2 separate regions of the Mus musculus genome follow, and region 2 is linked to region 1. The links are chromatin loops, found by intact Hi-C in ENCODE. Cell type or tissue: left cerebral cortex. All regions are shown on one strand. Each heading gives the region's core, and the rest is flanking DNA. Links, peaks and the distances in the headings are about the cores only. Region 1 holds the start of Epn2 (epsin 2). Region 2 holds the start of Usp22 (ubiquitin specific peptidase 22).

What was found. Hi-C counts contacts between places; a loop is a spot of excess contacts. Peaks named below come from ENCODE experiments on the same cell type or tissue, not always from the same donor. Only the 100,000 strongest peaks of a DNase experiment are listed, where the experiment ranks them.
Region 2: a loop joins it to region 1, with 5 times the contacts of the local background. A loop is called at or near these places in 1 of 42 quality-filtered maps.

The regions. Positions count from the first base shown.
Region 1 is chr11:61,573,806-61,586,279 of GRCm38, forward strand. It overlaps Epn2 (epsin 2), which reads right to left and starts at 5,882. Exons shown (of 11, transcript NM_001252188.2): 1 at 5,762-5,882. In left cerebral cortex, for the core only: a CTCF peak has its summit at 5,884; DNase peaks (open chromatin) are centred at 5,333, 5,909 and 6,449; H3K4me3 peaks cover 2,546 bases; H3K27ac peaks cover 2,247 bases.
Region 2 is chr11:61,169,566-61,182,039 of GRCm38, forward strand. Usp22 (ubiquitin specific peptidase 22) reads right to left here and starts at 5,494. Exons shown (of 13, transcript NM_001004143.4): 1 at 5,150-5,494. The coding sequence starts at 5,320. In left cerebral cortex, for the core only: CTCF peaks have their summits at 4,816 and 5,995; DNase peaks (open chromatin) are centred at 2,467, 4,146, 4,780 and 5,691; H3K4me3 peaks cover 2,688 bases; H3K27ac peaks cover 1,837 bases.

The sequences.
Region 1 (12,474 bases), core at 2,892-7,891:
TAATGATCTCCCAAAGGATCTGAATTTGGATCTCAGTACCCATCTCTGGGTGCTCACAACCACCTTTAACTCCAGCTCTATGGTAATCAATGTCCTCTTCTGGATACTGTGGTCACCCTCACCCACATAGTGCATACACACAGACACAGACACATTTACATAAATTAAAATGTGTATATATAAATATAAAATTATACACACTTGCCTTTAGAAAATAATAATAGCTAACCCACTCGGAAGGCAGAAGCAGGTGGATCTGAGTTAAGAGGCCAGCCTGATCTACCTAACAAGTTCCAGGACAGCCAGAACAGGCTGAGACCCTGTCTCAAAAAAAGCAAAACAAGGAGCTGGGCGGTGGTGGCGCATACCTTTAATCCCAGCACTTGGGAGGCAGAGGCAGGCAAATTTCTGAATACAAGGCCAGCCTGGTCTACAGAGCGAGTTCCAGGACAGCCAGGACCCTGTCTTAAACCCCCCCCCCCAAAAAAAAGAAAAACAAAACTAGTAATAAGTGTATTTTTTAGAAACTTGACTATGCATTCTCAGGCCTGGATACAATGTTTTTCTGTCAGGTATGCTCAAAGCCCTGCTGAGTTTAATCCCCTGCACCAAGTAAATAAACCAGAGCATGGTGGCACATGCCTATAATCTCAGCATTTAGGAAGCAGAGGCAAGATTCAAAGTTAACCTTAACTACACAGTGAATTCAAGCCACCCTAAGCTACACAAGAACCTATCCAAAGAAGGGGGCAGAGTGTTGTCAGGCTTTATCTACTGAATTGGAAACCCTGGGGTGGAGCCTGGCAACCAACTGAAACCAAGCCTCTAGGGAATCCTGATGCACAGCAAATTAGAGAGGGGATGGGTGTCTTTTCCATGAAGTAGTCCTTGTTGGTCTTACTTTAGGGTAGAACAAATCAAGCTCAATGATGGGTGGGTCCCACCCGACCCAGCCAGGAGACCCACTGGACCAGGCCCCATGCCCAGCTCCTAAGCAATCTGCCATGAGGTTGTGACAGGCATACTATGCCATTAGAGTCTCTAAACCACTGTGCTGCAGGATAAGAGAGATGTGACAATGACATTACCAAAGAAGGGTGAGAGCAGAAGGAGGATACAGCCTGCATTCAAGTGATTAATTATAAATGCTTTTAAATTCACATTATGCATTAGCCTGGATGGCCAGCCATCCCTCAGGAGAGCTTATTTCTCCATTTGTCAATTGAGTTACATGACCAAAGCCTTAGAGTCCCTATGGACCAACTCTGCACTGCTTTGAACAGAGAAAGCTGAATTACCCATTCTTTCTCTAGAACACCCTTAAATGCAGTACACTGCTTGAACTAGGATCCACAGGAAGAGAAACTAAGCTCAGTCCACGACCCAACAGAAGAATCAATCCACTCTAGGGAAGCAGGAACCTCAAAGAGGCATGCTTTTTTCCCCCCCTTTAAATTCCAAACCTAAATAAAACACTTATCATATAAAGTAGCCCATTCAATTACTGACACTCAAATTACAGTACTTCCACAGATCCTAAGGTCTGGAGAAAGCCAGGAACTTTAACGCATTTACAGTTCCCAGCCTTTCAGGAACTCAGGGACCCAGTGTGAATACTGAGTCTTGCAGCTTAACCCAGCAAATCTAAGAGTTTTCACTCACATACAGGTTTCAATCCCAACCTTATGCTCTGATGAAAATGGTTCTGTTTTAAATGCTGCTAAAAGAGCATCAAGATTTTAGGATTCAGACTTCTCAATCATCAGACTGCTAGCAGGTATGGTCAAACACACCTCTAGATACTGTGGATGAATATACACTTAGCCATAGACATGTTTCCTTGGGTTTGTTTTTCTAAGTTTCTATTTTTAGGCACTATGAACTAAGAAAATTCTAGGCCAGATATGGTGGCATATACCTTTAGTCTCAGTACCTGGGAGGCAGAAGCAGGTGGATCTGTGAGTCCAAGGCCAACATGAGGACTACATAGAGACCCTGCTTCAAAAGAAGAAAAGAAGAAAGGAGGTAGGGAGGAAGGAAGGAAGGAAAGACAGACAGACAGAAAATAAATTTGGGTTGGAGAGATGGCTCTGTGGTTAAATGTACTAATTGCTCTTCCAGAGGTGCTGAGTTCAATTCCCAGCAACCACGGGGGCTCACAACCATCTATAATGGGACCTGATGCCCTCTTCTTCTTCCTCCTCTTCCTCCTCCTCTTCCTTCTTCTTTTTTAAAGATTTATTTATTTATTATATGTAAGTACACTGTAGCTGTCTTCAGACACACCAGAAGAGGGCATCAGATCTCATTACTGATGGTTGTGAGCTACCATGTGGTTGCTGGGATTTGAACTCGGAACCTTTGGAAGAGCAGTCAGTGCTCTTAACTGCTGAGCCATCTCACCAGCCCCCTAATGCCCTCTTCTGTCATGCAGAGATACAGAAAATACATTTGAGGGTTTGAGATTTGGCTAAGTTAAGAGCACTTGCTGCTCTTTCAAAGGATCCCAGATCAGTTCCCAGCACCCATGTCCAGAAGCTTGTAGAATCCCGCACCTTCTTCTGGCCTCTGAGAGCACTATACCCATGTACACATAGAAACACAAAAATAATAAAATAATAAGCAATAAAATAAATCTTTTTTTTTTAATTAAGAAAGCTAGTCTTGGTGATGAGTGCCTTCAACCTCAGCACCAAGTCAACCTGGTGTACATACGGCATTCCATGGCAATCAGAGCTCCACAGCCAGTGACTGCCTTATCAGAATGTATGTCAATTTTCAAAAACTCAATCCACTGGAGGGCTGGGTACATCTCAGTAGCAGAGTACTTTGCCTAGCATGTGTGAGGCCCCAAGTTCCATTCCCAACACTGCCGGGAAGAAAATACAGAAATCCACTAGATAGTCATTTCACAGTACAGATGGCCAACAGTTTATACCAGAGCAAGATTAAACAGTGGGACTAGTGGTACAAAATCATAGAAGCATCATCCTGGCCCACAGGACTACTTATTACAGACCTGAGTACTATTGTATGTCACAGACTGAACAGAGCCTTGGAAAAGCAAAGAAAGACGAGGCAACCACTGGCCTCAAAGTGTCACAGTCTCAAAATGCCCAGAGTACCCTAACAGACCTTGTGTGGTAGAAAGGTTGGGAGAGCAGAGGAAGAAGGGTCCAAAGATTGGCAGCTGGCAAAAGCTTGATAGTGAGGCAAGCGTAAACCCAAATACAGACCAAGGGCCAACCATGGTATCCTGTGCCCTGTAATTCAATCCCTGGAGAGAGTGAGGCAGGAGAATCAAATTCTAGGCCAACCTGGGTTACACAGTGAGACTCTTTGGGGAATAAATTCTCAGGGTCACTAGGTGCTCATGGCACTCAATCACATCCCATCCACAAGGCAGGAGAACTCTGCACACAGTGGGCAATTGAATCAAATTCATTCTTTTCATGCTTCAGTCCACAAAGAACTCGAAAGTTGCCACTATTAGTGAAATTTAAAACTTCCTTTAACTTCTAGAAGAAAAAAAAAAAAAACACCATTAACATAAATCAGATTCTCCAAAACTTTTCAACTACTTTCACAGGACTCTTATCAGAATCTCCACTCTTGGGAAATCTATTCCTCATTATGAAAGATTACATAAGAGGCAGTCATATTTCCACAGAGAGGTTCTGCAAAGGATGGGCTATTATTCAAGACTGCAAACACCATGCCAGGTATCATCACTTGGAAGTTTCAAATACCTGGGCTGGGGAGAATGCTAAGCAGTCAAGAGCACATACTTTCTAAAGAACCAGAGCTCACTTCCCAGCACCCACTTCAATGGCTCACAACTAAATGCACTCCAGCTGCAGGGGGCATGACACCCTCTTCTGCACTCAGAGGGTACCAACACTATACACTGGCCCCCAGACACACACACTTTTTTTTTTTAAAGTTTCTCGTTTCTTGGTAACTCAGATGTTTGGCACCATACACCCCGCAGCGAAAGGAGACCAACACAGCCCCCATCCTTCTATCTCAGGGCTCAGGGAAAAATCCAAATACTGAACAAAATTACTCAAATCAACCCATGTGGAACAGTACTTTGCAATTCATGTTTATGAAACAACAACCCAGCCACACAGTTACACATAACTAGCCTAACTTTAAAACTAGGAAAACCAAACTTTAAAGTCACAAAAGCAGCCTGGGTGTGGTGGCCCACATCTTTAATATCTCCACCCTAAAAGGCAGATGCAGGTGGATCTCTGTGCATTCCAGGCCAGACTGACTACCCAGTGAGAGCCTGTCACAAACATAACAAAAGCAAACATTCAAAAAAAGAAAAAAAAAACCAAGACCTACAGGTGTTTCCCCAACACAATCATTAATCACAAATGCCCTAAGAAAAGCTGCAGTTCCTCCCAAGCTCGTTTAAATACAGACAAGAGCTTCATTACCAACAATACATAGATGGAAAGCTTAATTACCAATGCAAAGCCGATCACCGAGAGAGAATCCAGTATCTGCCGCTATCACTCTAAATCTAGAGTTACAAGACCACAAAGTTCCCGTTAAGTCTTTCTTATATTACATAATAGGGACATGGATCAAAGAAATTCACCTTTTTCAATCATTTCAACCCAATTTCAATCCCTTCTTCCACAGGGTATTTTCTTGACTGTGCAAAAGAAGAATTCACACTTCTTTCTCATCTTCCCTTGCCCATTTTCTTGTATGAATGTTAAAAATAGCAGGCAAGCGATTTGGGGGAATCCTAAACGTTGAAGAAATCCTTAAGTGTCCCAGAGTTGGGGCTTCCAGCTGTGTCAAACACCCTATCCCTAGATGACCTTGGGCAAGCTAACACATTTTGGGCCTTAGTTCCCCTAGTCAAAAAACACAAGAATAGCTAAATCCTATCTTTTCTGAAACATAGACTTCAAATGCGTTCCCAAGGCAGCACTAAAGTGAAGAGGCCGCTGGGAAGGACTGAGGCCCGAGACCAAGCAACAGACTTACACCGGCCGACCTAGGGTTTCTAGGGAGCTCAGACAATCTGCTCCCCCTGCAAAACCACTGGGCCAACTTCAGGTTGCAAACAAAAACCTGTTGGCCCGGACTCCTCTAGGAATGGCCTGCCTCTCCCAACGCGCTCGGCTCGCGCTCCGACGAAGCCGGCCCACGGGAGAGCGAGGGTCTCCCGGAAGAGGCCGACCCCACGCGCGGCTCGCCCACCCGGACTCGCCCAACAGGGCCGCCAGGTCTCTGCCATCCCACGCGGAACAAAAGGCAGCTGGAGCCTGGCTTCGCCGCCCCCGTCCCCGCTGTGCTGTGGAGTGGGGGCCGGGAAGGGGAATCCAGTCCCGGGGGCGAGAAAGACGTGGGGAAGAGTATCCCCTTCCCCCGGTCCCCTGAGGGAGGGCCGGCCGGCTCGGACCCGGTTCGAGGGGCGAGCACGCTCTGGGGAGGGGCGGGGTTGTTCCAAACTGAAGGCTCTGTCGCTGAGGTGTGAGGCGAGGACAGGAGCCAAAGCCGGGAGGCAGACGTCGCCTCTCTCTCGGCTCCGAGCGGGCTCAGGTGGGGCGGGGCCTGGCTGAGCCGTCCAGCCGGGTGGGGTCCGGCTGGCCGCACGGTGCACGCCCCGGCCGGCGAGGGGGAAGCCGGTGCTCTTAGGGGCGTCCACGCACTGGAAGAGAAGGTCTGCGCGCAGCCCCGCCCCGCCCCGACTCCCGAGCCACCACCACACCAAGCCCCGCGAGTCCCGGCTCACCTCCGTTCCTGGCCAGCGCGAGTGCAAGGCTGCAGCCGCCGGCGACGCGGGAGAAGCGGGAGCGACCCGAGCCTGTGCAGCGTTTGACACCCACACGCCAGCCAACATGGCGGCCGAGAGGGGGCGCGCCGGCAGCGAGCGCGCGCGCGCGAGCCCCGCCCTCCGAGCGCGGAGGCTCCTCCCACACACACTGGCTCCGCCCTGCCTCGCTCCTAGGCCCCGCCTCCAAACCGGTCCGCCCCTCCCACATATGCCCCCAAGGCCTTCTCTAAATAGCTCCTGCTTCTACACAAACCTAACAAATTTATGAAGCCCTAACTCAGAGTCCAACACATCCCCCCTACCTCAACAATTCCCCAGGGCATACATAACTACCTTAACCATCAATCCATGCTCCTCCCTTAAATCCTCAAGCACAGAACCCCGCCTAGCCTAATCAGAACCATGGTCTCCTAGTATTTCCTCTTGCACGTGAAAAATGTTGTGATGAAGAGACAGGAAGGAGGCCAGGTGCCAGACAGGGTTGATTTATTTTGCTACAAGTGCGTTCACTTCATGAAGATTCACTTATGCATATTTCAGATTTGTATACTTTTCTGTGTGTGCATTTCAATAAAAAGGTTGAGTCCAGAACTTTGGCAGCCCAAGTGGTTGAACCCTCGGCCGCTCGAGTCTCCCATGATTCATCAGGATACTGGGATTTAGCAACCCCAACTGCAAGCCTGCAGTCTCACTCTTATGCACCCAACAAAGCAATGTAGGGCCGGCCACATGCCAAGCTACAGCACACAGAGGCAGGCCAGAGATGAGAGCAGAGCCTTATACAAGAAGGTAAGGAGAGTCCTTTCCCTCTTTCCCCAAGAGAGGATCTCAGAAGGGTCAGAACTGAAGGCTAGACCCCAAAACTGCTAGCAGAGAGCCCTCATAACAGGGTCTAGGACATGAATCAGGGCTCAAGGGGAGAGTACAGGGAACTATTTCAGTTGTTTGAATATGCTTGGCCCAGGGAATGGCACTATTAGGAGAATAGGCCTTGTTGGGGTGGGTGTGGCCTTGTTAGAAGAAGTGTGTCACTGTGGGAGTGGGCTTTGAGACTCCTAGCTGCCTGGAAGACACTCTTCTGTTGGCCTTCAATTTAAGATGTAAAACTCTCAGCTCCTCAAGCAGTGTGCCTGCCTGGACTGTGCCCTGCTTCCTGCCATGTTGGTAATGGACTGAACCTCTGAACCTGTAAGCCAGCTTCAATTAAATGTTGTTTTTATAACAGTTGCCAGGCTAGAAAGATGGCTTAGCGGTTAAGAGCACTGACTGTTCTTCTGAAGGTCCTGAGTTCAAATCCCAGCAACCACATGGTGGCTCACAACCATCTGTAATGAGATCCGGTGTCCTCTTCTGGTGTGTCTGAAGACAACTACAGTATACTTAAATAGAATAAATCAATAAATCTTAAAAAAAAAAAAAAAAGAGTTGCCTTAGTCATGGTGTCTCTTCACAGCAATGCAAACCCTAAGACAATTTCTGTAACCAATCTATGCCCAAAAATTTCATTCTGCCTTTGCTCACTGAAGGAGAGTTTGCAGGTCATTGTACTTCTCAGAACCACAAGTACATTTTTCCTATAAAGAACTCACAAATTCACAAGAAAGAAAAGGCACCTGGGTCTCAAAAGCAGGGAATTTAGAGTCCTTTTCTCGGCCCACGATATATTAAAGCTGGAGGCCACCCCTAACACAAGGTCATGTGGTCACTTTTCTTTTGAAAGTCTAGCTGGAGAACATTCTGGATGCTGGAAGCCCTGACCCATAATTTACTGCTACAGTGTGTCCCTGGATTAATGAATGAAATCACATGTTATGTACCTGCTTTGCCATAAAAACTATAGTTCCATTTTGAACTGGCCCATTGGGTTTCAGAAAATGTGATTTCTCTGTTCCTTATCACAAAGTAACAGCCACTTCTGTAACAAAAGACTAGTTAACAGGAGTGGGCAAAATACAGCTGACTTGATCATTGATGTGGCCAGAAGCCTTCAGCAGTAAAGACTCAAAAGACCCAGAGAAAGCTGACCTACTCCCTATGTGTGTTCATTTGATGAAGAATGAGCCACCATACAGAGACATGATTAGACAGAACAGGGTAGCTCTAAGAGAGGAGACCAGAGAGGTTTGCCTGTTCTGATTCTCTTTATGGCTTGGCTTTCTAGATATATACAGAACCCATTCTGAATGCAAGGTCTAGTGACCTACAGGCTAACTTACAGAACTTCTCCATGGACAACACAGAAAGATTGTCTGGGCTTTGTGGCTGATCTTGGTGGAGAGGAATTCTAGTTTCTGAGGCTCAGCTTGAGGGATGAAAGAGCATAGGATATAGAAAGGCAGGGAAGGGTCAGAAAGAGACTTTGCTGGCAACACCTTTCTAATGTCCTTCAGTTCAAAGTACCCTGCATGTCAAATGACACACTGGGGACCCAACAATCTCATTATAGAGAATGGAGCTTAGAGGAAAAGAGAACTGTCTTGAAATAATAGTGCCTTGCCCCATTTACAACTCCAGATTGACAATGACAGCAGCCTGGCAAGGGTGGAGACAGCTCCATCCTCTGGAACAGCCTGAAAGACTCTCCTCAGAGGCTTCTGCTGAGGTGAAGCCGAGACCCACGAGAAAGGTCAAGGTCTGAGAACGAAGCGGAGAAGAAGAGCTCCTCACTTCAGAATTTGGATGAAATTTTTTGCCAGCTAAGAAGCAAAAGTTCCACCTCGATTAAAAATAATTAATAACATTTGCTGGGAAGCTTCAAAACATAGAGTATTTTATAAAGAAATATTTTGGGCTGGTGAGATGGCTCAGTGGTTAAGAGCACCGACTGCTCTTCCTAAGGTCCCGAGTTCAAATCCCAGCAACCACATGGTGGCTCACAATCATCTGTAACAAAATCTGATGCCCTCTTCTGGAATGACTGAAGACAGCTACGGTGTACTTATATATAACAAAGAAAAAAGAGAAAGATTTTTATCCCAGCACTCGGGAGGCAGAGGCAGGCGAATTTCTAAGTTCGAGGCCAGCCTGGTTTACAAAGTGAGTTCCAGGACAGCCAGGGCTATACAGAGAAACCCTGTCTCAAAAAAAAAAAAAAAAAAAAAAAAAAAGAATATTTAAAAAAAGCCCTGAATGATTATGACCTGGATCCTAACCAGGCTCATGCTTCTCCCAAGCATTGTTTACAATGGAGATAACTTCCTCCTAACTTCCTTTATTTAGAGTTTACCTTATCAATTGCAGCCCTGTCTGATACTCCTCAGAAACCACCCTAGGATTTCAGTAAGATTCTTTATTTTTATTTTATCTATTTATTTATATAGTACATCATAGCTGTCTTCAGACACACTAGAAGAGGGCATCAGATCTCATTACAGATGGTTGTGAGCCACCATGTGGTTGAACTCAGGACCTTTGGAAGAGCAGCTCTTTTTTTTTTTTTTTTTTTTTTTTTTTTTTCGAGACAGGGTTTCTCTGTATAGCCCTGGCTGTCCTGGAGCTCACTTTGTAGACCAGGCTGGCCTCGAACTCAGAAATCCGCCTGCCTCTGCCTCCTGAGTGCTGGGATTAAAGGCGTGGGCCACCACGCCCAGCTGGAAGAACAGCTCTTAACCACTGAGCCATTTCTCCAACCCCCTTCAGTCAGATTCTTTAGTAACTTTTAAAGGCAAATAGTTTCAAAAACGGACCAAAAGGATACATAGAGCTATATAAGGCTATTGCAACAATTAGTCTCAGCACTCAGGAGGCAGAGCCAGGGAGATGTTTGAGTACAAACAACGCTAGCCTGGTCTCCAGAGCGAGTTCCAGGACAGCCAAGGCTACACAGAAAAATCCTGTATATTATAAAAATATAATAATAAAAAAAATTTAAAAAAAGAAAGACAATAAATTCCTCACATCTTATGCTCTCCAGTATGTCTTAGTTTCTTCTAAATATCTCTTTTAACTTCATGCTGAAATTAAAATCTATATTAAAATCTCCTTTAGAGGATGAGAAGATGGATTAGTAGTTAATAGTGCGAACTACTCTTACAGAGGAACTGAATTAAATTCCCAACCCCCACATCACACACTAACAACCACCTGCAACTCCAGCTCCAGAGCGTCCAATATCTCTGGCACCATAGACACATAACTAAAAATAAATCTTTTTAAAATGTCTTTTAATAAGCTCTAACTCTGCTTTACACTGGCTCGTCCAAGGGTGTAGCTTTGTTTTGTTTTGTTTGCTTGTTTGCTTTGGAGAAAGGGCCTCACTCTATAGCTCTGGCTATTCTAGAACTCATCTTGTAAACCAGACTGGCCTTGAATTTAAGGAGATCCTCCTGGAATTAATAGCATGCTCCACCACACCCAGCCAAGGGAAAGGTTTGGCTTCTCTGAGTCAAGGTCCCTAAAAGGGAATTAAGGGAATGTCTCTGAACAGAGCGTCACCTCCAACATGGCCAACTCTGAACCCAGGACTTTTCGCAGCAGGAACTAATTTGAGAGTGAACCAGTATGAATCGGAGTTGGAGTTCATTAAGAAGCGGCTTATGTTGTCATGTTTCGTTTTGAGACAGGTGCTCACTATAAAGTCCTGGCTGGCCTGGAACTCTCTGGTATTAGGTCTCAGAAACTTGGGACCTGTGGCTGAGGTGCACATTAACATATCAAAGAGGTGCTGACCAGCTCTTCCCAATCCCGCTTTTTCCTGTGGCTCCTCCCAGTTCCTTATCACCCTGCCCCCTATCCCCAACTTGTCTTTCTCAGGACTGGACATCCCCCCTAGGTCCCCCAAGCCTGATTCCACTTGGCCATTTTGGCTACTGTGGCTTAGCCTGAGCATCCTCTTGCTCCCCTCCGCCTCTCTTCTTGTGGTCCGGTTTAGTCAGCTGACCATGTTCAACCTGGACTCGTCCCTCTGCCTGCTTTCTCCCTTATATCCACAATAAAAATCTTCTCCATACTTTAGGCACTGGCCTCGAACTTAGAAATCTGCCTGCCTCTGCCTCCCAAGCGCTGGTATCAAAGGCGTGCGCCACCACTGCCCGGCGTCCATTTATTTCCTTGTGTTTCATTCAACTGTGTACACTAGGTTCAAACTCAGAGTTTTGCCTTGCTTTTGCCTCTGCCTCCTGAGCGCTGGAATTAAAGGTGTGTGCTACCATGCCTAGAGACAACCCTGTGCTGGTGAAGGATATAGGATATCTACCAGACTTTTGAGTGAGGGGCTTTTTTTCCTGTCTTTCTATCCTGTCTCAGGATGAACGATAAAACATTTCTGGTACATACCTAGGCATAGAGGACATTACTGACTAAATCGCTGTCTGATTTTTGGATTGAACCCAGGCTCTTACAGATGCTAGCCAAATGTTCCCAGCCACAAGCTCCACCCTAAGATTTTCAATGGTGGGACTGTCTGTGCTGTCTGTCCCCTCCCCCCTGCCCCGTGCCTCCACCCTAGGGTTTCTCTGTGTCCCATGACTGTCCTGGAACTTGGTCTGTAGGTCATGCTAGCCTTGAAGGCAGACATCCTGGGTCTGTCTCCTGAGTGCTGGAATTAAAGGCCTGAGCCACCACCACCACCCAGCTTTCTGTGCTGTCTTATATAGTGACCCACTGCAAGTGTGGTGTGCCCGGGTCCCTGCTGTTGGAAACAAATATTCTCAGGGGAAAGTAATTAAGCAAAGCAACTTCCTTTTAAGAAAGGAGTGCACCTGAACTGGGACCAATCTACCAAACATAATGAGGCAGGAGAGATTGCTTAGGTGTTTGGGTTTTGAGTTTTTGGTTTTGTTTTTTGTTGTTTGGTTTGGTTTGGTTTGGTTTGGTTTGGTTTGGTTTGGTTTGGTTTGGTTTGGTTTCAAGATAGGGTTTCTCTCTGTGTAATCCTGGCTGTCCTGGAACTCCCTCAGTAAACCAGGCTGGCCTCAGAGATCTGACTGCCTCTGCCTCCAAGTGCTGGGATTGAAGGTGAACACCAGCAGCACGGTGACCAGCTGCTTTCTCCCACTGGCTGTCGCCCAGCATCTCATCCTTCCAAATTGACTAATTTTAAAACAAACAAAGGAAATGAAGGGGAAAGGGGTCAGGCACTCTAGGCCGCCAAGTTCCTGGAATAGAGGGTAGGAGCTTTGAATAAAAAAAGAAGATTTATATTCCTTTGCGTAATTGTTTTACAAGGTGGGAGAGATTTATGGAATTTTGGTCTTTGCTAGGCTAACTACCTGAGTGTGTGTGTGTGTGTACATTTACATACATATACATTATGCCATCTCATCTGAAAAGTCCAAGAGTCTTCAGGACACACCTGAAATACATCAGTTATAACTAAGAAGGTGAATTGTTTTTTTAGGTGTATGAGATTCTGGCTGCATGTGTGTATGTACCACACGTGTGGCTGGTCTCTACAGAGGTCAGAAGAAAGCATCAGATCACATGGACCTGGGGTTACAGACCATTCTGAGCCATCCTGTAGGTGCTAAGAATAGAACCCAGGTCCTCTGCAAGGGTGACAAGTGATCTTAACCACTGAGCCATCTCTCCAGCCCTTAAACTTACATGAATGAAAGATAAATAAAGTTTTTAAATTTGATATTTCTGGGGCTGAAGGGATGGCTCAGCAGTTAAGGTCATTTACTACTCCTGCAGAAAAGAGCCAGGTTCGTCTTTCCAGCACCTACATGCTA
Region 2 (12,474 bases), core at 2,427-7,426, 400 kb before region 1:
TAGGTTTGGATCCAGAGTGCCCAGTAGGCCTACCTACTGAACATCTAGTCCCAGCCGCCGCCATCACCATCATCATCTGGTCCCAGCCATCATCATCATTATTATTATATTATTTCTTCTTCTGATGATGATGAAGAAACTATTATTATAGGTTAGCTCAGGGAGTTTAGTATCTGGAAACAATACATGTCTGTATTTGAGTATGGACTACGTATGAGATAGCCACATTCCCTCATTATTCCTGGACAGTGTTCATTATTATCGTCACAGACTATGCCCTCATTCTTATGGCAGCAATGGCAATAACTACCGAGATGTCACCAACCAATTCTTATACAACGAGGGTGAGGGCGGATGTAAAACTGGACCTGGAGATGGCACAACAGTTAAAAAGGTCCTGTCTGCTCTTGCAGAGGACCCGAGTTCAATCCCCAACAACAACACAGCAACTCACAACTTCCTGTAACTCCAGCTCCAGGGACTCTGACACCCTCTTCTTGCCTCTGTAGAGGCCCACAGTGGTACACAGACATACATCAGGCAAATACACACATAAAATAAAGAATGGTAAAAATGAACCAATGGAAATTATGACAATTGTTTTCTGACATTACTTATTGTAGGTTTCTTTTTTTTTTTAATAAAAGATACACATTAAACTGAACTTATAAGCTGTAAAACTCCTAGACAGAAAAAAGGCTATAACCTGTCTCGTGAATGAATCTCAATAGACACAACACTGAGAAAGGAACTACATAGTAAAGTACACCCCACATGCTCCATCACATTAAAATACAGAGGCAGGCAGCACGCCAAACTCCACGGAAGCCTTAGCAGACACCCACGAAGATGAGAGTAAGGACTGGCAGAAGAAATGGACTGCTCTGTTTTTAAATGTATTGTATTTGTGTGTGAAAGTGTACAATGTCGCAGGGGGTGTGCAGGTCAGAGAACCACCTGTGGAAGCTGGCTCTTATCACAAGTGGGTCCCATCAGGCCACCCAGTTCAGTGGCAAGCACCTCTATCCACTGAGCCACACTGGCCCTTTCTGTCTGTTCCATTAAATCACCAAGATGTACATATCCTCTAACATATGGCTTAAAAAGCGGAGTGCAAAACAAGGACAAAGAGCAAACTTAGGTAAATTCATAGGTGAAATCCTGCAGGAATTTAAAGGGTCACCACATCTGATGGATGAGCAGTTTAAAACTGTGAAATAACCTGTGTCTTCTCAGGGCCATGACTCCAACACACAAAATAAGCAGTCTCTATGCTAGTCTGAGAACAAGAAAGTCCTCATGGACCACCTGCCTGACTCTCGCCAGTTGGTGACGAGAGCCTACTGTACAATCCACAGAGACTAAGGCAGAACTGCAAGTTTGCTACTTGTATGGAAGACACATCTTTCTGAGCTAATAGATTAAAAAAAAAAGCCAGGACAGCTTCCCTTCCCAATGACCATACAGAACAGAAGTGGTCTTTGACAGAGATAAAACTCTGACTTTAGCAAAACACAGTGGCACACACCTGTAGTCTCAGTACTCTGAAAGGTGAGGCAGGAGGATTGCTGAGTTTGAGGCCAGCGTGGACTACATAGGGAAACACTGCCTTTAAAAAAATTCAATTATTAATAACCCTCCCCTTACCTCTTTTATACAACTTGTTAGCTACATTGAGGCTACTGGGCTACTGAAGTATGTCTAGCACAACCGTAAGTTTAACCTTTACTTAATGGCAAAGTCAGTGGCCACGATGCTACAGCAGTTCAAGATCCTGAAGTGGGTGCTACCTACCTATAGAGCTTATGTGTAGTGTACATTCTGGGTTCACTCAAGTGCAGGTTGCAATTTAGACAATGGTTTACTTCATAGCACTGAGTTAAAACAAAACAAAACAAAAAAACCATCAAAGCCCTGGGGTAGCTCATAAAACACCTTCAAAATTAATGTTCATGATATTTAAGCAAAGGCATGGTTAACCCAGACAGTCTGGGGTTAGCCCTAAATGCTCGTCCAGGTAACCTCCCCTCCTAAGAGATGGTGATGGGACCAGAGGCTAAACCCATGTGAATGACTGGAGGTTGGGCCAGGGTCTTGGAAGAGGGAGGCCAGGATGGATTCTTTCTAGAGTCCTGCCAGGGAAGTCGTCCTGACATTTCAGTGCCTGGGGCCTGGGAGTTTTACAACAGCCGGGGGACAGTGGCAGAGGTCACTGCCACTATTAACCTGTTTCCATCTACCAATACTGCTAAGTTTGAATATGAATTCCCAGTCATCCTCAAGGCTCAGATTTTAAACCCCATTTAGGGGTCATCATGAAGCAGCCATTGAGAGGCACAATGGAGTGCCTGACCAGGGGTCCTATGGAGCAGCACAGCCAGTCATAGAGCCAGAGGCAGCGAAGCTGCTTCCCACCCACAAACAGTGACTGTTGTGGGCTCCCGGAGGAACGTGGCTCCTGAGCCAGCAGCAGCCTGCCTGGGACCAGCCTGCCATCAGCCAGTACTGAGAGCTAGCTCTGTGAGCTGGTGGAATGAAGTGGAAGTTAAACCTCGAACAGGCCATGCAGGGAGCCTTTGCCACCACGTCCACATGAAGGTGCTGGCTCTCCTAAGTCACACTCCACAGGCTACAACCCTGACAGACACCTACGGTGCTTCTCCACTTTTTTAAGTTGTCATATAGCAGTTTCATTATGACATCTTTTTTTGTTGTTGTTTGTTTTTTGAGACAGGGTTTCTCTGTGTAGCCCCTGGCTGTCCTGGAACTCACTCTGTAGACCAGGCTGGCCTTGAACTCAGAAATCCGCCTGCCTCTGCCTCCCAAGTGCTGGGATTAAAGGCGTGCACCACCATGCCTGGCCCATTATGACATTTTATTACATTATCACTGTACCTTGTTCAACTCACCTCCAATACTACCCTCTCCTTCCCCTCCCTCTCCCCAGATGTCCCCCTTTCTGCATCGCTGTGCTTGTTTAGAGACCTCTGGGTCTATACCTCAGAGTGTGGTGGCTCAGTGACCAGGTCTTTGAGAACTCTCCACTGGTTCACAGAAGGCTGCAGCAGTCTGCATCCCCACTGCAATTGTGCATAAGGCTTCTCCATGCATTTGCTCTCCTTTCTCTTCAGGGTACCTAGTTTGCCTGGGGTAAGATGGAATTTCAGCACAGTTTTAACCAGCCTTGCTCTGGTGGTTGAAGAGGAATACCTTTCCAGATATTTACTGGTCATTTGTATTCTTTGTTTTTTTCTTTTTCTTCTTCTTCTTCTTTCACCACCATGCAAGGCCAAACTTTTTTTTTCTTTTTTTTTTATGACTCACTGACTTGTAAAATGAAAACATTCTAAGTCGGAGAGAACTTCAGGAGTGAAGTTCTGTTCACAACCTTAAGTTTGGGCACCTTCAGAGCATAGCTATCTGCCTTCATTTCCTAATTTAGTCCACCAAAACAACACAATTTCTGAGTGTTGTCCTGGTGTCCCAACTCTTGGCTGTGAAGATCACTTAACAAAGAACTTGTAGCACGGTGGAGATTTAAACATTGAGCTGAGCAGCCCTAATTAAAAAGGAAACTTTTCATTTCCTTGTGTAGTGCTATACAAAACTAAGAGTCTGGGGAGATGAAGAAAGCAAAACAAGGAAAGAGAAAGGGGAAGATTCCTCCATTTAATCCCAATGTAAAAATGACTTTATAGCACATCTCAATCCAAGAAGCAACAGAATGGATCAGTGACCGTTTACTGCTGTGATCCTAGTTCTCACGAGGCTGAGACAGGAAGACTGGGTGGTTAAGTCTGGACCACAGAGAAAGGCTCCTGTCTCAAAATACAAAGTAAGACAACTCTAGTAATTTTTTTATCATATGCTTCTATTACCAAAACTCTTGCTCCAATCCTAAAAGACTCTTACAGAACATAAGCCTTTAACGCCCTCAAAGACTTATATTATGGCCACGATTGATTTAAAAAGGGGGAATTTAGGCCGGGGTGGGAGTGGGGGGGGGTGTGGTTTGCATTCACCTTTAATCCCATCGTTCTGGAAGCAGAGGCCTGTGGATCTGTGTGAGTTAGAGGCCAGCTATCTACAAATCGAGTTTAAGAACTGCCAAAGGCAGCCGGGCGTGGTGGCGCACGCCTTTAATCCCAGCACTCGGGAGGCAGAGGTAGGCGGATTTCTGAGTTCGAAGCCAGCCAGGGCTACACAGAGAAACCCTGTCTCGAAAAACCAAAAAGAAAAGAAAAAAGAAAAAAGAAAAGAACGCCAAGGGCTATAGAGAGAAGTCCTGCCTCGAGAAACTAAAGAGGGAGAGTTTGATGCTTAACATGAAACACCCAGCAGATTTGTCAGTTCTCCCGTTATAAAATGCTACTCAAGATAGAAACAATCAAAATTTTCTATTCCACTTTTCACCTTCAAAATCAAATTGTAATTATGAAGTTTTTTTTAAATTAGAAAATAATGTTTTCCCATCTCCAAATCACTAATAAAATCATCATAGTTGCTGAGATTTACAGGACCCAAAACAACAAAATAGCCACTCTCGAAGGCTGCGGTTGTCAATCACCTCCTACGTCCTAAAAATCTCGCTTCTCAACTCGAGTGCGCGGAGGCCCTGCCAGCCTCAGGTGTCCGCGAAGGGTCTCAGCCCCGGGAACGAGCTGTTATCCACGGAACTACCCTGCAGACCCCAGGCCCCCACCACTACCTTTACAGACAAATACTCCTCAATGGAATGTCCAGACAGATCTTCCTCCTCCTACTCAGATACCCCTCCCCCTCCCATCGTGGGTTCCACCGCCACACTCCCAACAGCGTCCACTAGGTGGTCCCTGGACCCCTCCCAGCACCGTGATGCTTCCTCTAGCCCCCTCCCTGCACCACGACGCTTCCTCTAGCCCCCTCCCCACGTTGCGAGGTTCTCCTTAGTCCCCCTTCCTGCACCGGGATGCTTCCTCTAGCCCCTTCCCTGCACCGCGAGGCTTCGCCTTGCCCATTCCTCGGCCCCACCCCCTCACGGCAAGGCTTCCCCTCACGCCCTCCCCGCAAGGCCAGGCTCCCTCCCCACGACTACCAGGCTTCCCCTCTCCCTCTCCCACCTACACTCCCCGCTTCCCAGCCCGCAGAGCGGCGCAAGCCTTGGGCTCACCTTGCGCTTGCGAGCCTCGGCAGTTCCGCTCCACACGAAGCACTGGTAGATGGCCCGCAGGTTTTGCTTCCAGTTGTCCACCTTGAAGCTGCCCAGGTGCGAGCAGCCAGGCGGCGGTACCGCCAGCTCAGCGTCCATGGCCTCGACCTCAGGCTCCGGCCTGGCCACCATGGCGGGCAAGGCCCGGGCGCGCGGGGCAGGCGGCGACGGGGGCGAGGACGACGCCAGGGCGGCGAGAACAAAGCTGGGGGACAAAGACCGCGTTGAGAACTCAGGCAGGCTACAGCAGCACCCACCGCACGCGCAGCACCCTCTGACTTCGAGGAGGGCGGGGCGAGGCTGGGCGGGACAGGGCGGAGCTGTCCGCGGGAAAGGATAACGTCACCCAGGCCGGCGGCCTTAGTGCGCAGGCTCCGCTGCTCTAGACCCCGCCTATCAGCCCTCCTCTCGCCCGCTGGCTCCAGAGAAAAGCCGAAGGCCTCGGGTTGGGTCAACAGGGTCCCGCCCTCGCGTCACACCATTGGTGGTTTGCCGGTCTAAGACACGGTCTGCGCCTATTATAGGCTTTCGAACCGCCTCCGGAGACGCCAGCGATTTGACGTTTCGAGTCTCTCCTTGGAAGGCGGGGCGTGCTGAGGATTGGGTAAAACTGAGTGTCAGTCAGGCCACTGAACCGGTTTGCACCGGCCTGAGCTCTGCCGCAAAGAGGCGGGGCGACGGAGGGGTGGGGCAGGGTAGGGCCTGCGTCTGCGAGTTCTCTGAAAGGAGGGTTTCTAGGTTCTGTTTGTTGGTCCTTGGAGTTCCTAGTGTGGGCGTTTCTGCAGAGACTGCCATCTTGGCGACTGTGTTGGGTACCGCAATGCCACAGCTGGAGATTGGGCGTGGCAAGAATACAGATCTTCCCTTCCCTAGGATATTATTCAGCGTTATCCTATTGAACTAGAATGCCAACTGGTATACGAATTTTTTTAGTGGCTACATTTTGTACAATATTTTGCACCAAGAAAGATAAAATTAATTTTAACAAGCAGTCAAATAAAGACAGAATATCAAGTCAAATTTTTACATTGGCTTTGAAATATCGTGTTATACAGGTTTGGTATAGCAATTCAATTTGTACTAGCCACATTACACTCTATTATTAAGTAGGAACAGTATAGAGCTATGATGCATTTAGCTCTCCTATCTGAGGGTTACACAGATGTGCAGCAAACCAACTCAGAAGAGAAAATATTGATCTTCTGCCCTACAAATTGTATATACCGAGTAAATAGACACCTCTCTCCTGTTATACCTTAAACAGGATAACAGCTAGGTGTCAAACTCAGGCAGACAGGTACCCATGATGTGGAGCAGTGAAATAATTCTCCAAGACAGAAAAGGCAGAAGAAGTAGAGAGTTCATCGGTGTACTGCAGTAACAGCAGCTAGCAGACAAGACAGCCGAGAAAAATTGCCGACAGGCATTTTGATGTCATGGTTCCGAGGAGCAATTGCAGTTGTGGCTTGTCCAATGAGTACCAGCTTGGTCTTAGAGCAGTGATGGTCGTATTCAGGCTTAGATATGGCTTAGCATGCTATCTTAGTTGGCATTTGAGTATCACCCAGAGAGGAGTTACAGCATAGAGAAGGGGGTGGGTGGGGGTTGGTGTGTCTGTGTATATGAATATTTTGGGAGCTACTCAGGTTGAGGCAGGAGGATCATTTGAGCCCGGAGTTTGTGGTCAGCCAGAGCAAATAGTGAGACTCATAGTAAAAAGAGGAAGGGGTGGGGTGGGGAAGCTGGTAAGATGCATACAGACCATATAGGTTAGAGGCAAATATTACATCATTTTATAGTTAGGACTTGAGCATGAGGGTTTTGGCTTACTAAAGGACTTCTGTGTGTGAATGAGTCACTCAGGGCATATTGTGAGGGAACATACTCACTCACACACACACACAAAACCTTTCAAGTACAGTCATTGTCTTGGGAAGCCCTTGGCTTACATGTGATGCTGTTCAGGTATTCTTATCCCACTGCTGGCTATTTTACTGCAATCCAACACAGGTGGGACAAAACAAAACAGCAACTGCTGCCAAGACTTCCATGATCCGGAAGTTGTGGAGTTTAATGGACGGAAAACTAGAACAAAGACTCCGTGTTGAGCAGTGCATGCCTTTGATCCTAGAACTCAGGAGACAGAGGCAGGTGGACCTCTGAGTTGAGGCCAGCCTTGGTCTACAGAGCAAGTTCTAGGAGAGTGAGAGCTACATAGAGAAACCCTGTCTGGTGGGATGAGGGGGACCTGGGTCTAGGACAAATTAGCAGACATCCAGAGCCCCTTCCTAAAGTGCTTTCCACCACACCCCAAATCTCATACTCCCTCACCTGCCAGGCTTCACCAGAAACTCCCTGTACAGTGAAAGTGTTCCATTGTCACCCTGTTGACAATGGCAGTCACTTTCCCACCCCACCCCCACTACCTGATTCACTTGAAAGAATGTATCACTATATCTGTCAGGGGACAGTTACTTGTTTAGTTTACCTTTTTTTGTTTGTTAGGTATGTGTGTGTGTGTGTGTGTTTGGGGGTGGGTACAGCTTAGACAGGGTCTCATCTTGCCCAGATTGACCTCAAACTCACTCTGTAGCTAAGGATGACCCAACTTCTGTATCCACCTGCTGAGTGCTGAGATTATAGGTACACATAACTATGCCCAGTGTGTGAGGGCCTAGGGACCAAACCCAGGGTTTCATGAGTGCCAGGCAAGTACCCTTAACACTGGTGCCACATTCCCAGCCCCTAGGTTTTTTTACTCCCAATGAAGAGTTGATGAGGATGTAATTTGTGTGTTTTATTTCCTACTCTTTAATGTCTACAAGAATAAAATCAAAATTATCTGCCGATTTATAACTTGGTGATTAGTTAGGGTTACTATTGCTATGATGAAACACCATGGCCAAAAGCAGCTGGGAAGGAGAGGGTTTACTTCACTCACAGTTCCATGTGAGAGTCCATCATAAAAAGCAGAGAGGGCAGGAACTGGAACAGGACAGGAACCTAGAGGCAGGAGCTGATGCAGAGGCCATGGAAGGGTGCTGCTTACTGGCTTGTTCCCAAGGCTTGCTCAGCTGCTTTCTCATAAAACCCAGAACCTCTAGCCCAGGGTGACCCCACACACAATGGGCTAGACCCTCCCCCCATCAATCATTAACTAAGAAAATGCCCTACAAGCCCTATTTTATGAAGACATTTTCTCAATTGAGGTTCCCTCCTCTCTGATGACTCTAGCGTCTCTCAAGTTGACATAAAACTAGCCAGTACACATGGTAATTGAAACTGTGTGTCTTTATAGGAGAATCACAAAAACAAAACCAGAAACCCAACCCCACACAAGTAATACATTCACAGAATAAAACACTGGTTAAGGAGAGACATATTTTAGGAAAAAATATTGGCCTACAAAAAAGTAAAATCATAATTAATCAGGAATTCTAGATTCTATTCAGAGGATGGCTTACCTAACATGTTTTGACCCTTTAGTTTAGTTCCCAACACTTCAAAGAAGTATCTGCTAGAACTGAAAGAGAAAGGAAAATTTTCCTTGATATAAACAGCCTAAAAATTTCATATTGAACAAAAAATGTTAAAGCAATAAAGAGAGGAATAAGCAGAGCTGAGAGACTCTAGAAAGAAAACAAGTGAAGCTATAGTTAATGGGATGCGAAAAATGACTAAGAACTCAAGCAAGGAAATGACTATAATTGACACACACCTTTCAATAATGACCTTAAATATGAGCCGTCCCAACTCTCCAATCAAAAGGAACAACCTCGCTGAATTTACTAAGAAACAAAACCCATCTATCTGTTGTCTACAGAAACCCCACATTAGTTTTAAAGATCGGCACCACCTTAAAGAGAAAGAATGAAAGTATTCTCAGCAAAGGGGATCAGGAAGCAAGCAGGTGTTTTCATTCTAACATCCAACGAAGTAGACCTCAAACTACAATGAAAGAGAGACAAAGGTATTTCATACTAATCAAGGAATCAATCGGGAAATGTTACATTACTAAATATATATGCATGAGATTCTGGCGCACCATGTTTTATAAAAAAGCACACTAAAAGAATTAAAGTCACAGATAAACACAAACTCAATAATAGCTGATTTCAACACCCTAGCTTCTCTAATAGGTTAAGTGAACAAAAAATAAACAAAAACCTCAGAATTAAAGGATATCCTACATCAAATGGACCTGACAGATATCTACAGAATATTCTATCCAAGCACCAAGGAATATACATTTCCTCAGCAGCACACAGAAGCCTCCCTCTCTAGAATAGACACAGAGAAAACTTCAACAAATACAGAAAATTTAAATAAGCCCCACATATCCTTTCATTATGGAGTAAAACAAAACAAAACAAAACAAAAAAACTAGTAAGTGTATAAATTTATAGACATCAACAACTCATTACTGAATTATGGGTGGGTTAAAGAAGAAATGAAAATACTTCTGGGACTAAATAAAAATGAAAACACACCACAACAGACCTTCAAGACACAATAAAAGCAGTCCCAAGAGGAAAGTTTACAGCCTTGAGTGCCTACCTAATAAACAAACAAACGGAGCACAAATAAATGACTTAATACTGCAATTCGAGAATTTGGAAAAAATGAGAACAAACCAAACTCAAATCCAATAGACAGCAAGAAATAAAAAATCAAATCAGAAATTAATAAAATAGAAACAAAGAAAATAATACAAAAAACTCAATAGATTTAAGCTGGGCGTGGTGGCACACGCCTTTAATCCCAGCACTTGGGAGGCAGAGGCAGGCTGATTTCTGAGTTCAAGGCCGGCCTGGTCTACAGAGTGAGTTCCAGGACAGCCAGGGCTATACAGAGAAACCCTGTCTCGAAAAATGAAAAAAAATGTTCATCTCAATATATGAAGACAAAAATTACATGATCATCCCAATCAATTCATTAAAAACCTTTGACAAAATCCACCATACTTTCCTGTTAAAAGTCTGAGATTGAGGACTGAAGAGAACGCACCTCGACATAACAAAGGCTGTATGTAACAGCTTAATATTTTCCTTACTGGAGAAAATTAATTCTACTAAAATCAGGAATGAGACAGGGCTGTCGATTATCCCTGTTTGAAGTATTTGAAGCACCAGCCAGAGCCATACATCATGAGGGAGAAATTAAATGGATACAAATAGGAAAGGGAGAAGCCAGACTATCCCTATTTGTAGGAAATGTGACACTATACATAAGAGACTCCAAACACCTCCACCAGACAAATTTGGGAAATAACAACTAAAGTGGCAGAGTACAAAATCAACTTACAAAAATCAGCAGCCTTTTTATTCACTCACAACAAACACACTGAGAAAGCGATCATGTGCACAGACCCATTTACTGTGGCATCACAGACTATAAAATGTCTTGACAAAGCCTAACCCAGGAGAGAAGAGGCCTTACAGAAAAACTTCAAATCTCTGAAGGAGGAGACTGAGAAAGACACTTGAAAATGGAAAGGCATCCCAGGTTCATGCATTTGCAGAATTAATATTGTGAGTATGACCATCCTACCAAAAACATTTTATACATTCAATCCAAACCAAATGCCCACATCATTCTTCACAGAACCAGGAAAAAAAAATGTCCTAAAATTTGTAGGAACCAGAAAAGACGCAGATGGCCAAAGCAATGCTGAGCAAAAAGAATGATACTCAAGGGATTGCCATTCCAGACTCCAAGACACATTACAGAGTTACAGTAATGAATGCAATGTGCACTGGCATAAAACCAGACTATATAGATCCTTGGAACAAAACAGAAAGCCCAAATGTGAATACTTGTAACTACAGCCATCTGGCATCTGACAGAAGCAGAAAACCACACACTGGAAAAATGACAGCATCCGCATTCGACAAATGATGCTGGAAAAGGAGAATGAAATTACCCCCATGTCTACACAGAGATTAAAAAATTAGCCCCAGGTGGAACAAAGACATCAGACTGAAACCTGAAGTGCTAAAATTGGTAGGAAAACAAAACATGGGCAGAACTCTACAAGATTTAGGTATGGGAAAGGACTTTCTGACTAGGACTCTATGTGCCCAGGTTTAAGATCAACAATTGGCAAGTGGGAACTCATAAAACTAAAACGTTTCAGTGCAGCTGGGGAAATGCCAAGTGAAGGAGAAACCTACAAGCAGGAGAGAGGCTTTGACAACTAGCTATACAGAGGATGAGCGTCCAGAATATACCAAGAATTAAACAACAAGAGTCAAAGAGACAAAGAACACATTTAAAAAAAAAAAAAATGGACTAGGAATCAACACAGAGCATCCTCAATAGAAAAAAATAAAAATGGCCAAGAAACAAGTAAAATGTTCATCATGCTTAGTCATCGGAGAAATGCAAACCTAAATAACGCCTTTGAGATTTCCTCTCACCTCTGTCAGAATGGCTAAGACCAACAAAACAACTTGACAATGGATGCTGTCAAGGTCGTAGAGAAAGAGGAACCCTTGTTCACTGTTAGTGGGAGTGCCAATTGGTGCAGCCACTCTAGAAATCAGTATAAAGAATCATCAAAACACTAAAAATTATTCTACCCGTAGGTGGGAAAAGTCACCCGGCACACAAACTATCAAGTGGAGCTGGACCCTGAAACTCATTCAAAGGTGACAAGAGATCCCTGACTCCACAAAGTTGTCACTGACCTCTACTGGCAAGCCACAGCATGCTTATATACATGCACACACATACACAACAATAAATAAATAAATTCAGACACAGATTCTGCTACATTTGGAAATCTAAAATGAATCAGTGAATTTCTTGATACATATGGCCTACCACAATGAAGCCAAGATGAAAGAAATAATTCAAAAATTGAAATTAAAATTGGACTGAACCAAAAACAAAAAAAGCAATAATTAAAAAGCAAACAAGAAGTCTGTAGGGCACATGGGACTGCACTACCAGGATATGCTCAAGCTCCAAAAATCTGAGATCTGACACAATAGGAGTGGAGCTGCCTCCTCCCAGGCCCTCTTGCTTGTTCTGAGACCACCAACTGAAAAGACCAAGGTCATTCAGTCATAGCCCCTGCAGTTCCTTTTCATGCTAATGAGGTGTCTAGATAGCCTTAGCCTTCAGCTAATGATCTTGCCTTCATGCATATTCTCATCCCCCCCCCAACCCTGAAAAGTATATAATCCCTGGTTCACCCTGAATACAGTGTGTGTTTCTATATCTACCCTCAATAAAGCAATCTGAACAAGCTAAGATTGTCTCAGAGAACTGTTTCACTAAAG